Linked DNA regions of Mus musculus: regions 2 and 3 are each linked to region 1. A link is a loop called in an ENCODE intact Hi-C map of the cell type or tissue named here. Cell type or tissue: left cerebral cortex. All regions are shown on one strand.

Region 1 (5,000 bases):
ATCGCAACAGAACATTGCCGAGATAAACAGTAGTTCAAAGAAAGACAAGGGGAATTTTTAATTTTTTAATACCCAATTAGCTAGCTTAATTTTACATAATTGTAATTGCATGTTTGCTTTCTCTGAGGCTAAAATAGATCCTTACGTTCTGGAATAAAATAAATGCAGAACTTGAGCATCTTTACAAACATCTTGTTTTTGCAAATTCTGAAGGATAGTTTGGTATTGGGTTCTAATTTGTTGCTTGTGGAATGGAATTGTGCTGTCTACACTGGGGGTGGATCTATGTATACCACAGTTGGCTGGCTGACTCCTTCTCTGGCCACACTCCAACTGTTCTCAGAGTGTTAATGTCACAAATCCTAGCGACAGCAGTAAACAGAGGAGAAGGAAGTGAGATGGTTTCAAAGAAACCTTTTTCCTTTTCTTCCTTCAGGGTTTTAAAACATTTATATTGTGTGTCACAGGGACAGAAAGATTAAAAACTGCATGCGGAAGCCTGTTTTTCATACTCCATTAACAGATGAGTCTGTTGGATGAAAGGCACAAAAAGCATATTTAAAATCCATGTTACTTGAGGAAACTCTTGGTTATCTTACTGTGATTTGGTGGATGGGAGTTTAACATATGAAATGGGGCAAAGCCACTCTTCCACTGAATAGGAGTCTTCAAGATTTGGTAAGACAGTGACAAGGTCTGTCTTCCAGAGGGGTTTGTAGAAACACTAATTCTGGTGCAGTGTCAGTGGCTGCCCATACATTTATTCATTCATCTGCCCATTCATTATTATTCATTCATTAAAGAGTATTTGTGGAGTGTCTTAAGTATGTGAACCATCATGCTATGTCCCAAGGGTTCAGAGATTAAGCAAGACAAATTCCCTGCCTTCCTACAGCTTCAGCTGGAGGAGAAAAAGGACAGGACATGTTTAAGTACAAGTTAGTAGAGATGTGACTTAGGCATTCCCAGGAGGGAGGGACAAGTGAGCAGGCAAATCCATCTAGAGCCAGCCTGCAGACCCTGTGCTGCTCAGGTCTCAGAGACAGATTGATCCAATCGTCTCTTGCCCATAGTCCATCCCCCGCAGCTCCTGTCTATTACCCACTTTCTCTTTTTCTCGGTGTACTTTGACTTCTCCCATTCTTCTCTGTCTTCTGCCCTGAATCCCATGTCGCCCGGGACCTCTGGTTTGTAACTCACTCATTCCAGACTCAGTTTTAATTCTTGCTCATTCTTTTTGGGGAACGGATGTTTGTCTGATGTTGAGATGATGGTTAGTAGACTTGCTTAAGGTATCTCTTCAGCATTTTAATGGCTTTCCCACCTTGGCGTGTGATCTTTCGTTGCTTTGAGGGTAGAAGAAGAGGGAGAAATGATGGGTGGAGGGAAGAGTTAGAGCTGAGGCAAGACCAGTGTCTTAGTCAGTGTTAACACTGACTGCTGTCACAAGATACCACGACCATGGAAACTCTTGTAAGAGAAAGCATTTCACTGGGGCCTGCTTAAAGTTTCAGAGGCTCTTAGATCATTATTATCATGGATGGAGCAGGAAGGCGTGTGGGCCAGGCATGCATGGTGCTGGAGAAATAGTTGAGAGTTATAACCTGATGGGGGCGGTGGGGATGGAAACCTCAAAGCCCACCCCAGTGACACACTTCATCTAGCAAGGCCACACCTCCCAGTCCTTCCCAAATAGTGCCTGGAGACTAAGTATTCAAATACGCGAGCCTATGTGGACCATTCTTATTCAAACCACTGTTGTGGGAGAACATTGTATTTCTTTTTTCTCTTTTGCTTTTTCTCATTACAGCCCTTTCCCTTTTCTCCCTTGTTACTTCTGTTGCTGCAACTGATTCACACAAACCAAGCAACTCATAAACAATGACAGGTTATTGAGCTTGAAGTTCTGAAGGCTGAAGAGTCCAAGGTCAGAAGCTGGATCTGGTGATGCCATCCTGGATATGGTCACTTCATAGAGCCCTGGACCAGCCCAGGCCATCATAGCAAGACAGGAGGTCCTAACTTGTGGTTCTTCTCTTCTGATACAGCCATAGCCCTGTTGGATTAGGGCCCCACCCTTGATGGTTGCATTAACATTCATCGCCCACCAAAGCTTGGTTCTCAAATACTAAATTTTTGATACCTCAAATTGAGGACTCAGTTCCCAACATGAGTTTTGGTGGGGACATTCAGACACAAGAGAGACAAGTGCCCCTGGCGATTGAGTGGGGGCTCTAGTTAAGCAATTCTGCCTGGGACAAGTTGGGAGAGCCCAAACTGGGCAAAGCTTCCAGACATCTGTGCTTCCTTTAGGGATAACTTCCCACAGGCTAACGAGACCCACCTCCTGTAGACTGACACCCTGGTTTATGTTAGGTTCCCTCCTAGGCACATTCATGAGCACTTTTTGTTGTTCTTCCCAGAAAGCATGTAGTTGGGTAATCAGTGTGTACATTTTGTTCAAGAAGAAAGACATTCTTGGAGATGAAGTAAGTGACTTCATCAGGGATTATAAACCAGGTCTGTCCGACAAAAGCAGGCTAGTCCCGCTGGACCCTCAGACCACTTCCCATTGAGACCTATCTTTTGTGTCATCACTGTCTCCTCCCCCAGCTGCTGCCTCATCTCAATCACCACAGGACATTTACAGACAACAGTAGCTATGCTCTGTGCAAGGCAGCCTCTTTGTCTTTTCCTTTTCTTTCCCCCTGTGTGTATGGATCATGTGTATGGATGCGCCTTAGCGTGAAGGCCAGAGGACAATGCTGGTGCCATGCTCAGTGATAGTATCCATTTCCTTTGCAACACGGTCTCTGATCAGTCTGAAACACACTGATTTGGCTACACTGCCGGGCCAGGAAGCCCCTGGGCTCCTCCTACCTCTGCTTCCTCAGCACTGAGATTGCAAGCACCCATCACATACGCCGACTCTTTTATGTGGGTCCCCGGGATCCAAGCCAGGTCCTTATGCTTGCCAGGCAACTGATGGAGCGATCTCCTGAGCCCCTAAGCTGGCTTCTCTTGACAGGCGTGTACATGATGACAGGGGTGTACATGATGACTCCGTGGTCCTGCAGACCCATAAGGGATGCGCCTGTCTTAGTCGAGAAACCACAGCACAGGGGAGGCTGGCTGCTGCCTCCTAGGGTCACAAAGCTGGCCAGGCAGTTGTGCTGGGGGAAACAAGCAAAGAGGTCAGAAGTGTGCCTCCTTGGAAAGGCATGCCTGTTTCCAAAACGGAGCTTACGGCTTCAACGCTGTGGTATGTGGGAGAAAGGCCCTGGATTTAACATTACTTCCTGTGTGTTTGACTAGTCTTACTATGGTAGATTTCTTTTTTCTTTTTTTCTGTCCGTGATGTGGCTGGCTGCCAGGTAGGGCAGAGATGCCCACCACAGTATCATTAGTTGGTGGCATGTTGACCTCTCAAACCGTCTCCTGTTTAATTCGTCTCAGAGTGATATACCATTCTGGAGTGATTCTTCCCTCAAGGACATTTCTCTTCCTCCCAGGCCTCCCTTCTGCTCCTGCCCACATGCTCTAATGCCCTCTACTGGTTCCCTTTCTGCCCTGTTCCTCTTTGCTTCTCTTTCACTTCTTGTCCGCTATACCTAGGACTCAGTGGATCTTCCAATAGCAGGCAGTCAGAAGCAGCCTGGTGACCTGGCGGCGGCTACTGGGGAGGGGTTGGGTGCCTCAGTTCTTCTTCAATGCTGGGAACCTTGGGCAAATTACCTAACCTTTCTTTGTTTTTCTGGTGTCATGGCCTTGCAATTCTTAGTTTCCATCAGCATCAGCTCATCTGAGGCTTTCACTCATGACTGAGCCATGCCCTCTGTCTCATTTCCTGTCCCCTTTGCTGGAATAAGGGCCTCTCCCTCCCACAACGTCCCTGTTCTACTTGGCACCCTGCATAACAAAGAGGTCACTGGATACCTGCCTCTAGCCATTTGGGACCCCTCAGGCCTGATCCATAAGAGACCAGTAGACTTCGTGCCCCTATTAAAAAGGTGGGGCCCATAGGCTGCCCCAAGAGTCCCAGCTGCTTAGTCCGTTTCCCTGTACTTTGTGGGCGCATCTGCCATTCAGTGGGCGAAGTGGAAACACCCGAGGTACTAACAACAAGAAAACTACAAAGACTTGGATCCTAACCGCTTTCACCTTCCCTTGACCTTGGCCTCACTGTGAATGGGAAGTCTGGGAGCCGCTGGAGGGGGCTGGAACCTGTGTTCTGAGTTCCCCTCATGTCGGCCCCCTCTTAGCTTCTCATCTTGGCCTGATGCCCGCAAAGGTCTCCCCCAGCCCGGGCAGGCTCATAGAACATGTTCTCTAATCCTTCCCTGTATTTTCTCTCCCCTCACCAGGGCAAAGGAAGAGCATGGTCAGTCCGTTCCCTGGAATGAACGACAAGAGTTATGCCGGCTACATCACGGTGAACCAGACTTACAACAGCAACCTCTTCTTCTGGTTCTTTCCGGCTCGGGTAGGTGTCCAAGGCCTGCAGCGGAGAGCAGGGAGCAGCTCACCCCAGATGGAGTGCGAATACTAGCTCGCAGACCCCTGGGTTTTGTTGTTATTTGTTTTCGGGTGTGTTCCTGTGCATGCACGCTTGTGCGTGGGTGCACGTGCACATGCGTGGGTGCAAGCGAGAGCCCTGACTCTATTTTTTGAGACAGGGTCTCTCATTGAACCCAGAAAACAGGCTGGCCACCAGCCCCAGGGATCTGTTTGCCTCTGTCCCTGAAAGGCTGGGGTTACAAGTCCATCTTTTTATGTGGATCTTGAGGATCCAAATGTGGGCCCTCATGACCTCATGACAAGCACGTTCCTCACTGATCCATATCTCCAGTCCTGTTTGCTTTCCTTGTTTAAAATGAACATACAGGTTAAACACTAGGATAACATTGACGTAGTAACAGATTTCATTATGGAATTTCTATACACAATTTGTTTTGGCTGATTCTCCTGCATTTCTTCGTCCCCTCTGCCCTTGGTTATGT
Region 2 (5,000 bases), 200 kb before region 1:
TGGAAACAATGTTTTAACTAAACCTGCGTCGTTCAAGGAGTGGAACTCAGATGAGTGAAAGGTCTATGTATCAAAAAAGCTTTTGTTTACAGAAAAGGTTGTGTTCATTGGAAACCTCAGAACTATGTGCAAGAAAGCTGAGCTCCCTACACCCTTACAGGCTGGTGTGTGAGCTCCAGACCCCCACAGGCTGGTGTCAACCTGGATCTTATTCTGCGATGCCTCTAAGACCAAACAGCTAAGACTTATTTGCAGAGCACCAGATGGAGACACAGGAAGCTCTATTGAAAACATGGCTGTGACCTGATGGGAAAATCCAGGTGTTCTGTCAGCTGCAGCTGGAACGCTGCGCATCCCAAGACTTTCAGCTCCAGGATAAGCCATCACGGTGGAAGCACAGAGGAGCAAGTGGAAAGGAATTTGGGGACTGGCTAATGAAGACAAATGAAAGATGGCATGTGTTCTACCTGGGTAAGTGACAACCGAAGAGGAACCCTGTAAACATCCAGGAGAGCCGGTTTCCATCCCTTGGCTCAGTGGAGAGTGACAGGAGAGGAGGAAACATTCCTGCCAGGCTTGGGAAATGAGGAGCCCTGGAAGCATTGGTCCAGAGAAAGACCTAATAAGGCAGCTGGAGGAGACCTTCCTACTCAGAGACTGTTTCAGATAAAGCTATGTGATTGCATCAGGGGATTGTCTCAGAAATAGGAGGGTTGTGTGGTTCCCACCTCCCCATTCTCCTTCTCACAAATGCCAGCCCTCCACTGCCACTTTTGATTTATCGATGCACACATTTGCAAATGGGCTGCAGGGGACTTCTTCCAGAGAAATTGCGTGAAAACAGGTTTCTCAGTCAGTTCCAGGGCAGCCACACAATGAGAAGGCACTTCAGGGTTTATAGTGTGATTAGCTTAATGGGTCCAGAATGAGTTGGGACCGATTGAGAGCAAAAGACAGTAACAGGAGTGGGGTGCTGCCTCTGTGTGACTACAGTGTCTGTGACAGGAGTGGGGTGCTGCCTCTGTGTTACTGCAGTGTGTGTGACAGGAGTGGGGTGCTGCTTCCGTGTGCACTGCAGTGTCTGTGACAGGGGTGGGGTGCTGCCTCTGTTTGTGCTGCAGTGTGTCTGTGACAGGAGTGGGGTGCTGCCTCTGTGTGACTGCAGTGTGTGTGACAGGGGTAGGGTGCTGCCTCTGTGTGACTGCAGTGTGTGTGACAGGAGTGGGGTGCTGCCTCTGTGTGACTGCAGTGTGTGTGACAGGAGTGGGGTGCTGCCTCTGTGTGACTGCAGTGTGTGTGACAGGAGTGGGGTGTTGCTTCTGTGTGACTGCAGTGTCTGTGGCAGGAGTGGGGTGCTGCTTCTGTGTGTACTGCAATGTGTGTGACAGGAGTGGGGAGCTCCTCTGTGTGATTGCAGTGTGTGTGACAGGAGTGGGGTGCTGCCTCTGTGTGACTGCAGTGTGTCTGTGACAGGAGTGGGGTGCTGCCTCTGTGTGACTGCAGTGTGTCTGTGACAGGAGTGGGGTGCTGCCTCTGTGTGACTGCAGTGTGTGTGACAGAGTGGGGTGCTGCTTCTGTGTGACTGCAGTGTGTCTGTGACAGGAGTGGGGTGCTGCCTCTGTGTGACTGCAGTGTGTGTGACAGGGGTAGGGTGCTGCCTCTGTGTAACTGCAGTGTGTGTGACAGGAGTGGGGTGCTGCCTCTGTGTGACTGCAGTGTGTGTGACAGGGGTAGGGTGCTGCTTCTGTGTGACTGCAGCGTGTGTGACAGGGGTAGGGTGCTGCTTCTGTGTGACTGCCTCCCTGCTTCGGAAGGTCTGAGATGCATGTTAGGCCACTGTGAAGCTGAGCAGACCACAGCGGCTAAATGGTGCCAGGCCCAATAAACCGCTGCAAACTGTTAGATGAGAAACCTTCCAGAGATTTCTTGTGAATGCCTCTCACCTGCACAGGTTCTCTGCACTGTCCTGAGAAATGGGGCCTTCTGCACTTTCTCTTTGAAAATGGGTTGGAAAACAAAATTAGAGTAGGAAATGAAGGTTTTGGTGTGCATCATCTGTGGAGCACAACAGGTGTTTTTTGTTTGTTTGTTTTTAACTCGTTTTGAGATTATAAAACAATTGCATTATTTTTCCTTTCTCCTTCCTCCCTCCAAATCCTCCCATGCACTCCTTGCTCTCTTTCAAATTCATGGCCTCTTCTATTAATTGCTGTTATGTATATGCATATGTAAATGTAAATATAAATGTATATGTGTACATAAATACATATTCCTAACTATAGCCTGCTCAGTCTGTGTGTGATGTTACTTTGATGTATGTTTTCTGGCTGACCATGTGCTTCCCGGGGAAGACTACTGCTCCCAGCATTCCTCAGTTGCCTACAGTTCTTTGTGTGGGCGGAAGGCCGCGTGGGCTTGTCCCATCATCCACTTTAGCATGACTATTGTTGTTGTCCTTGTTCTGATCGGGTTTTAAACCGTCCTGTTGGTAAGGCTTTATGGGTTTAGCTTTGGTCATTCCTAGAAAACCCAATCCCACAGCAAATTCCCTGATCCTCTGGCTCTTGTCATCTTTGCACCTCCTCTCTCACAATGGTCCCCGAGCCTTAGGTTTGGGGGTTATTCTGTAGCTGTATCAGTAGGGATGAAGCTCTAGAACTCTGAAGTTTGACTGCTTCTAGTTTTCTATAATGATCTCTGTCTGCCTCCATGGGTTTACTGGAATGAGCTTTACTTACAGGGAAGAGTTCGTGAGGACAAATCCCTGCAAGTTACCAGAATTTTCTAGATCTTTAGGCTGGGCCAGAAGATGAACTATGCAGAGATGAAGAGGTCACCAAGAGCCCTGAGCTGGAGTTTGTGGTCACTAGAGGGCACTGGGGCCACACGGAGCTTCTGGCTTGGGCCACTGATGCTGCACTGAGCTGTACTGAGAGCCTTCCATTCAGCAAGGGCTTACTGATGACTACCAGGGGGTTTGGTTGCACCAGCGCTCAGGAGAGACGGGTAGGAAGCTCTATGGGAACTGCTTGTGGTGCTTCCTTCTCATCTCATCTCTTCTTTTCTCTTATAGCTCAGTCACATTGGCTTTTCTCTTGGTCCTTGGATGCGTCAAGTTAATGCATATGGTGTCTGCCACATGACCAGCTTTCTGGAGTCCTCTAGACACTCTTCCCAGATCATGCACTCTCATTCTTCCCAGCGCCTTTGCTCTCTTGAGGATGTTTGACCGTGTACATGTATATGTCTTTGTTTAGTTATCTCCGTATAGTAGTGACTACCACAGTGAAAGCAAGGGTCTTGTTCTCTGCTGTCTATGTCACTTTCAGCCTACGGGGTCTCTTTCATGAGCTTAGACAAAGATGTCTTACTCAGGTAGGTGGCCCGGTAATTGAACAGAGCCTACAGTTGGACAATGAGAAGATGCCTCTCCTAGGGGACATGGATCTCAGCTATAGCTTTGTAGCCAGGCTAGGAGGCCCCACACTGACTTGGGTACAAATGGTAGAATTTGAAATTTTCTGATTACTATATGCTAGGATACATCCGTTATTAAGTCAAGCCCTGACTAATGAAAGTCAAACTCATAGTGCACATTTCGTGTGAGAAGGACAGCTAGAGTGCTATTTTCCAGACTTTGGAGAGTGGGTCTAGACTGGGTCATTCTGTCAGAGGTTGCTTGGGCCAGTCACCTCTGACCTTGAGTAGCCCTGTCCAGGGCCCTGCAATAACAGTCACAGACAAGTATTATTTAAACACAAGGATGAAGGTCCTAGAGAGAAGGATGAGAAAAGGCAGCTAGCTTCTGGTACCATAGCACACTGCACCTGCTTGAAGGGTCACTCAGCCACTTACATACAGAACACAACAGCAACAAGGACTGCCTTCTGGACAAACAGGCTGCTGGGGTATGACACACAGTCCAAGGTATGGCCTAAGACAGACAAGACACAAGAGACAAAGTGGCCTAGCCTGCTAGCTAAGGCAGATGCTGATATGGAAATTGGGGCCCCAGTGTGGCTAGAGATAAACTTAGAGAAGTAAAGAGGACTCAGAAAACCAAGAGTTAGAAGAAGGAGCTAAGTACTCTTTGCACTGAAAGGAGGGAAGAAGTAAACAGGGAAGATGCAGGACCCAGTGTGTGAGCCACAAAGATTATTGCAGTGTTGGTGTGAAGCTGGATTAGAGAGTGAGAGGAGGGGAATGAGGGAAGGTGAGTGGCAGTGAGATCAACCAACCAACCAACCAACCAACCAACCAACCAACCAACCAACCAACCAATCAATTATGTGAACAATCTGAGCTACAGTTGTATCAGTGGAAATGGAGGAAATGTATTTGATAGATGTTGAGACAGCAAATGAGTAGAGCCTGTGATAAACTTTTCTCTAGGCAGCGAAAATGGACATGGTACTGGCCTGGCAGAGGAAGACTGGTCTATGGCCTTGGCAGTGGGAAGGAGGGTGACTTCTTTCCTACAGTTGGGAAAATCGTGGAAGAAACAGGCATGGCAGATGGCAGCCCTCACTTTCCAATGTCAGAAAGAAGCAGCGATGGGACAGCCAAGTGAACACATTTGAGAGGCTTGCAGGACAGACAAGAGCCTGGCCCTGGGTGTCTATGAAGGGAAGGCCACAAGCAAATGGTGGCTGCAGACAATGAAGCACGGGGATGACAGAGGGTCAATGCTCAGTGCACAACAGGCCTCCGAAGAGCCTGGCAAGAAAGAACACAACCTTGGAGGGCGTGAGAAGGAAATGAGCAGACGGCAACCAGAGGGGAGAGAAGAAAGGGCAAGGCAAAGCCACTCAGAAGGGGAAGTGGCGAGAGGGGCAGAGGCCACTCTGGGGAGACAGGCCGGGCAGGAGGCAGGCCTGCTGCAGCAAGAGGGTGTGGGAGGGGTGAGGGCTGATGATCGTGGGGTAGGTGGAAGCCACAGTGTGGTGAGATGAAGGGGAAATGGAAAAAACAGAACACATGAGTGGGAGCAGTGGCAGACA
Region 3 (5,000 bases), 260 kb before region 1:
CAAGCACCCGAAAATGTGGTTAGGTCTATCTCATTTCTATTACTAGAAAACAAATGTCTCGCCCTTTTCCCAAACTTGGTCAGAAAAGAGTTCCCACAAATTTATATGGGTCAATGAGCTCATAGAAAGCACAGACAGGATTTCTTTCTTCCATCAGACGATGAATTTCCAGTTCCCATCATCCCTTCCAGGATGACAGGGTCAGGAAGTGGGAACCTATCTGTCACAGGCATCTGCTGGGGGGGGGGTCCATTTTTTCCCATTTGTTATAAAAAATCCTTTCTTCGAAATACCATGTACACCTAGTTCACTAAAGGTTGCCAAGTCTCTTAGCCTATTACCTCAATTTCACGTAATACATTTAATTAGCAAGAGGTTTGCAGTCACACTTCATTAGAGACAGGAGGCAAAGGTTGGGAGTATGTTCGCTGGCAGTGGACAAGTCCATCTGTAATCATTACTGTATTCCTACTCACTGCAGTGAACGCTAGACTTTTTTGGTCCTCAGTTCTCACCAAACTCACCATTATGAGGACAGCCTGGACTAGCTGATCAAAATAACAATGAACCCGAATCTCAGTACCTTAGCTTTCTCTCTTCTGAAAGTCCACAGCAAAGCAAGCCAGGGATTCTGGGACAGAAGGAGCAGCTGGCAGGTGCTGGAATCACAGCTCCAGTTTTGAAAACAGGAGCAACTTAGTTTCAATACCAACATCCAAGACTCTGCCCAAAGGCTGAACCAAGAATTAACTAACAAATTACACCCTGGAGAATGCAGCCAGCTGCATAACAAATCTGCCAGAGGCTCAGAACTCTCCTTAGGACTCAACTTCTTTCTCTGCAAGTTCCATTCAGGGCTTACAGGAAACCTGTTTCTTGCCTAGTCCAGCGAGGCAGAGGGAGGGATGAAAAGTCTTCCTGAAATTATGGTGTTCTACTGGCAGTGACCGAACCACATAAAATGCCCACTCTTGAACCAATCAGTGGCCAGGGCAATGTGATTCTCCCATCAGCCTTGAGCTATAATCCTCTTCCAAGATGACATCTATAAACTGAGAATGTGTGGGATGAGCATCAGGGTACCATTTCCAGGAGGTGTTGAGTAGATTCTGAGTAGCAAAATGACAGCTATTCATTGTGGGAGACCGGTGGAAGACCAGGTGTGCAGACAGACACCACACAAGAACAGAAGGCCACACCTGTGCTGGGCCAGAGACACAAGACACCACCCCCATCTTAAGCTCTGAGCCTCAGTTTCTCATCTGTGTAGGGAGGAGGGAAAGGTCAGGTTGGTGGATCTTTATTGGCTATGCAATCACATCTCCATTCACAGTTTCTCCATCCATGAAGTCAACCAACCAAGGACCGGAAATACTTGGGTAACATGTATTTGAACATATATTAACTTCTTCTTGTTATAGTTTCCTAAGGGATGCATTATCACTGTGAGCTGCATAGATCTACATGTATTCACCGTCATACGTAACAGAGAGATACTTCACAACACTTGGGAAGAGGTGTGTGGTTCATGCAAACACTACCCACAGCACCAGGGACATGAGCATCTCCTGGAGCCAATTTCAGGTAGATAGGAAGGCCATCTGCATATGGCAGAATTACCAGGGCTCCATTCTATGTGGCCGATTCCTCTTCAGACCCACTGGAAGTGGGTCTGCACTCACAGAGGGCAACGCCTTTGAGAGTCCTGTGGGACATTATTCCTCCTCACTGTATGGCTTGGGTTAGGTAGCAGCCCAGGTAAAGCATCATTTACCTCCTCAGTCAAAGGTGATGGCTGTGGTGCGGTGACCCCTGAAACCACCCTGGAGACCTGCACGTGCATATCTTCCTGAAATCAGGTTCTTGGTTCATTGGTGTCTGTTATGAGCAGCAGGTTTTGGTGGGCCCATCAATGTTGGGAGCACCTGAAGGTCAGTCCATGATGCTAAACCAACGTTCTTCTAAGTGGTTGCTACTGTAACTAATCCTTAAGAAATTGCCCTTTGTTAAACATTGCTCATTTTGCATAAAGATTTGCCTGTAAACGTCTATATAAACACCCCTTCTCTTTGCAACAAATATCTGAGCCCAGGGCTTCCTTCCATACTTAAACAGTTTACCATCACAGGTGAAGTGCAGGATCAGACGTGTGACTCCGGCAGCCTCCCACTAAAGCAGATGCTGAGAGTTACATATACGCCAAAGCAATGCCGAAATGCAAACATTTTCCTTATTTTTGAAAGCAGGGCTATGCTTCATAAAATGCACCATGTATACTTGATGACCAGATGTTCCTACTGGTACTATATCTAAATAAATGAGTATTTAAGCATTTGAAATTTAATATCTAATATAGCAAATAGCAATAAGATATAGTCAAGTACTCTTTGGGATGTTCTGTAAGTTTAAACAGTCCAAGAAAGTTCTGGTGCCAAGAAGTTTGTACACTTCTGGCTCCCAAATCAGCCAGTCGGATCCCTGGGGCAGCCCAGGCTAGCAGAGCAGCTTTTGCAGCAAGCGAGCACACATTGAAAAACACCCCCAGCAACCTGACAGCCAAGTATGCGCTATAAACCCCAAAGAAGTGAGGATGCTTCAGCGAGTTCACTGCTGAAAAGTTGTTCATGCTCATTACTCCCACATCTGCCAAGTTTGATCTTTGAGGTTGTCCAAAGTATAGCACACTCCTCCTGTCTACCACAAGATGGCAGTGTTGCACAGAAAATAGCCAATGTTTGGGCCAAGTGAGGTTTTTTGTTTGTTTTGTTTTTAAAACAGGATATAAAGGAGGGTTTGTAAAGGGGCTGACACACACACACACACACACCTGTATCTCCTGCAGAGCTCTAAGCCTAAGAACAGAGAGGGGGTGGGGGGAACTGAGGCTTTTGGAAGTCAATCCAGGTCACAGATGACCTAACTCAAAGTCAGTTATTCCTCTACAGCAGGGGCTCCTAGCTCCTGCTACACATTAGTACCAATAGGAACTTCTAAAATTGCAGGCCTGGGACTTATACCAAGAGTTAAATATAAATGTCTGGTGCCTCTGTTCCTTCTTTCTTTTATTTCAGCTGGTGCTGAAAACCAAAGCCGGGACCTTGCACATGCTCGCCCGTCTCTTTACAAAGGTCAAGCATGGCTTCTGGTTGTTTTTGAAATTCCTCAGTAAATTCCAGTGTGCAGCCAAGGGTGAGGACCAACGCATCATACACTTTGTCACCACCAGTTACGTCTACTTGGGGCATGCAGAGTTAACTGCGGCAATTCCCGCACACCCTGGGGCCTCTATCAAATGTGCCTCCATGTGAGCCAGTGCACACCTGTGAAGGGCTGGGAAGGACGGCCAGAGTCTAAGCTAGGAAACAAGAGTCTCTGAAACAGAAAAGCAGCGAGCTGAGGTAGAATGTCCATCTTCTCTGCCTGGATCTACCTCCCGGCTCATGGCCCAGGGTCTCAGCCCGGGTAGCACTAGATAGGGGAACCTCAGCAGCCTCTGACTCCACAGGTCAAGAGGACTGAACGCGTTGTCTGTTGTTTGGTTGGTTTTCCTTCCAAAACTCTCATCTACATAAAGGGAGAGCTCCCCTCACCTTCACTGCCCCACCCCACAACCAGGTCAGCTGTTGCTCAGACCCCTGATAAATCCGTGTGGTTAGATTCTGACTTCAAAACAATAGCCAGTAAATCCTGGCTTCCTGAGAGCATCAAGCTAGTTCAAATCCATTCACGCAGCGATTCTCCGTTCCGTTTTTATGGCCGTGTGTGCGTGGCAGGAAGATGGATGACCACAGTCATTACTGTACCTGTCATTTTCACTAGCCAGGCTCCGCTCATCTTCATTTACCCTTGACTCCTGAGAGGAACCTGGTTATGTCAGTTATTTCCAAAGAACCTCCTGAGGAGAGAATTGGCAGTTTTTCTGGACCCTGTAATCCAAGCAGCTCTAGTCCCACCTCCTTTATATCAATGGTCCAGTCCCCACCAACGCCCCTCTGTGTGTCTGTGCTCCGCATGCATGTGTGTTCATCTACGTGTGTGTGTGTGCTGCGTGTGTGTGTGTGTGTGTGTGTGTGTGTGTGTGTGTGTGCCTGTGTGCTGCGTGTGCATGCCTGTGTGTGGGGTGCATGTGTACATGTGTGAGTGTGTATGTGTTCATGTGCATATCTGTAAGTGTGTGTGTGCTTGTGTGTGCATATGCATGGATGTGTAGGTATGAGGGGGTGTGTAATTGAATGCAGCTCTTCAGCTTGGCTAAAGGCACTGGTCAATGTTCTACTTAAATCTAATGGACACAGAGAAACTCAACATCCCAAAACCAAGCTCCCAAGCACAGCACACAGTCGTGAGCCCATCTGAGAAAGGGACTGTAGCATCGTCACATGTAAGGCATGCTGGGCTTCGGAAGCCAGTTAGCTTTGTACAGGATGCTATGAGAACCATGCTGACTAAGGGCATAAGGACTGCTGTGTGCTTGGGCTGGCTTCTCCCACGCTTTTCACTACCACACTCTCTCTGATTCCTGTCTCTCTTGCCTGGCCCCTATCAGTAGACTGGACCCTGGAGGCTGCACCCTGCTCCCTGCACTGTGCCCCTGGACTTTGGCTGGGTTTGCCCAATGGGAAGTGCAGGCAGAAGGTAGAAGGAGAGAAATTGGGGGCTGGGAGAGGGACAGTGATGTGGGGTATCAGTTCCCACTCCAGTTCTCATGAACCTTCCAGAATCTTCCTGCTACCCCTGGACCCTTGAGTAAGTGGTGGTGGCCCGCTCTGGATAATCCAAGGGAAAGTTTTCCAGTTCAACCAATTCTCTTGAGACTTCCAGCCTTCTGCTTCCTGCAGGGGTCCTGCTGGGGCCACTAAGTGTGATATGACTTCACTTCAGATCCGGCTGATTCAGGCAGGCACCTAGTGCTGTAATGGACACACCTCAGAGATCTTAATTATAAGTAGTCTACATGGAGTGAAGATTAAGGCAGCATTTTCTGAGCCTTTGAGAGGTTT

The links. Peaks named below come from ENCODE experiments on the same cell type or tissue, not always from the same donor. Only the 100,000 strongest peaks of a DNase experiment are listed, where the experiment ranks them.
Region 2: it touches region 1 in a loop (2.6-fold over the local background); 13 of 42 quality-filtered maps call a loop at or near these places.
Region 3: it touches region 1 in a loop (3-fold over the local background); 22 of 42 quality-filtered maps call a loop at or near these places.

What each region holds. Positions count from the first base shown.
Region 1 is chr6:53,967,239-53,972,238 of GRCm38, reverse strand. It overlaps Cpvl (carboxypeptidase, vitellogenic-like), which reads left to right. Exons shown (of 13, transcript NM_001289713.1): 3 at 4,365-4,483. Among named protein-coding and RNA genes, the nearest start is that of Cpvl, 8.9 kb to the left of the region's middle. In left cerebral cortex, a CTCF peak has its summit at 3,536 (motif pointing left); DNase peaks (open chromatin) are centred at 330, 2,934 and 3,542.
Region 2 is chr6:54,162,867-54,167,866 of GRCm38, reverse strand. The region is part of intron 1 of Chn2 (chimerin 2); the gene reads right to left. Among named protein-coding and RNA genes, the nearest start is that of 9530036M11Rik, 13 kb to the right of the region's middle. In left cerebral cortex, a CTCF peak has its summit at 2,870 (motif pointing right); DNase peaks (open chromatin) are centred at 2,418, 2,883 and 4,874.
Region 3 is chr6:54,226,814-54,231,813 of GRCm38, reverse strand. The region is part of intron 6 of Chn2 (chimerin 2); the gene reads right to left. Among named protein-coding and RNA genes, the nearest start is that of Gm15527, 26 kb to the left of the region's middle. In left cerebral cortex, a CTCF peak has its summit at 2,686 (motif pointing right); a DNase peak (open chromatin) is centred at 2,666.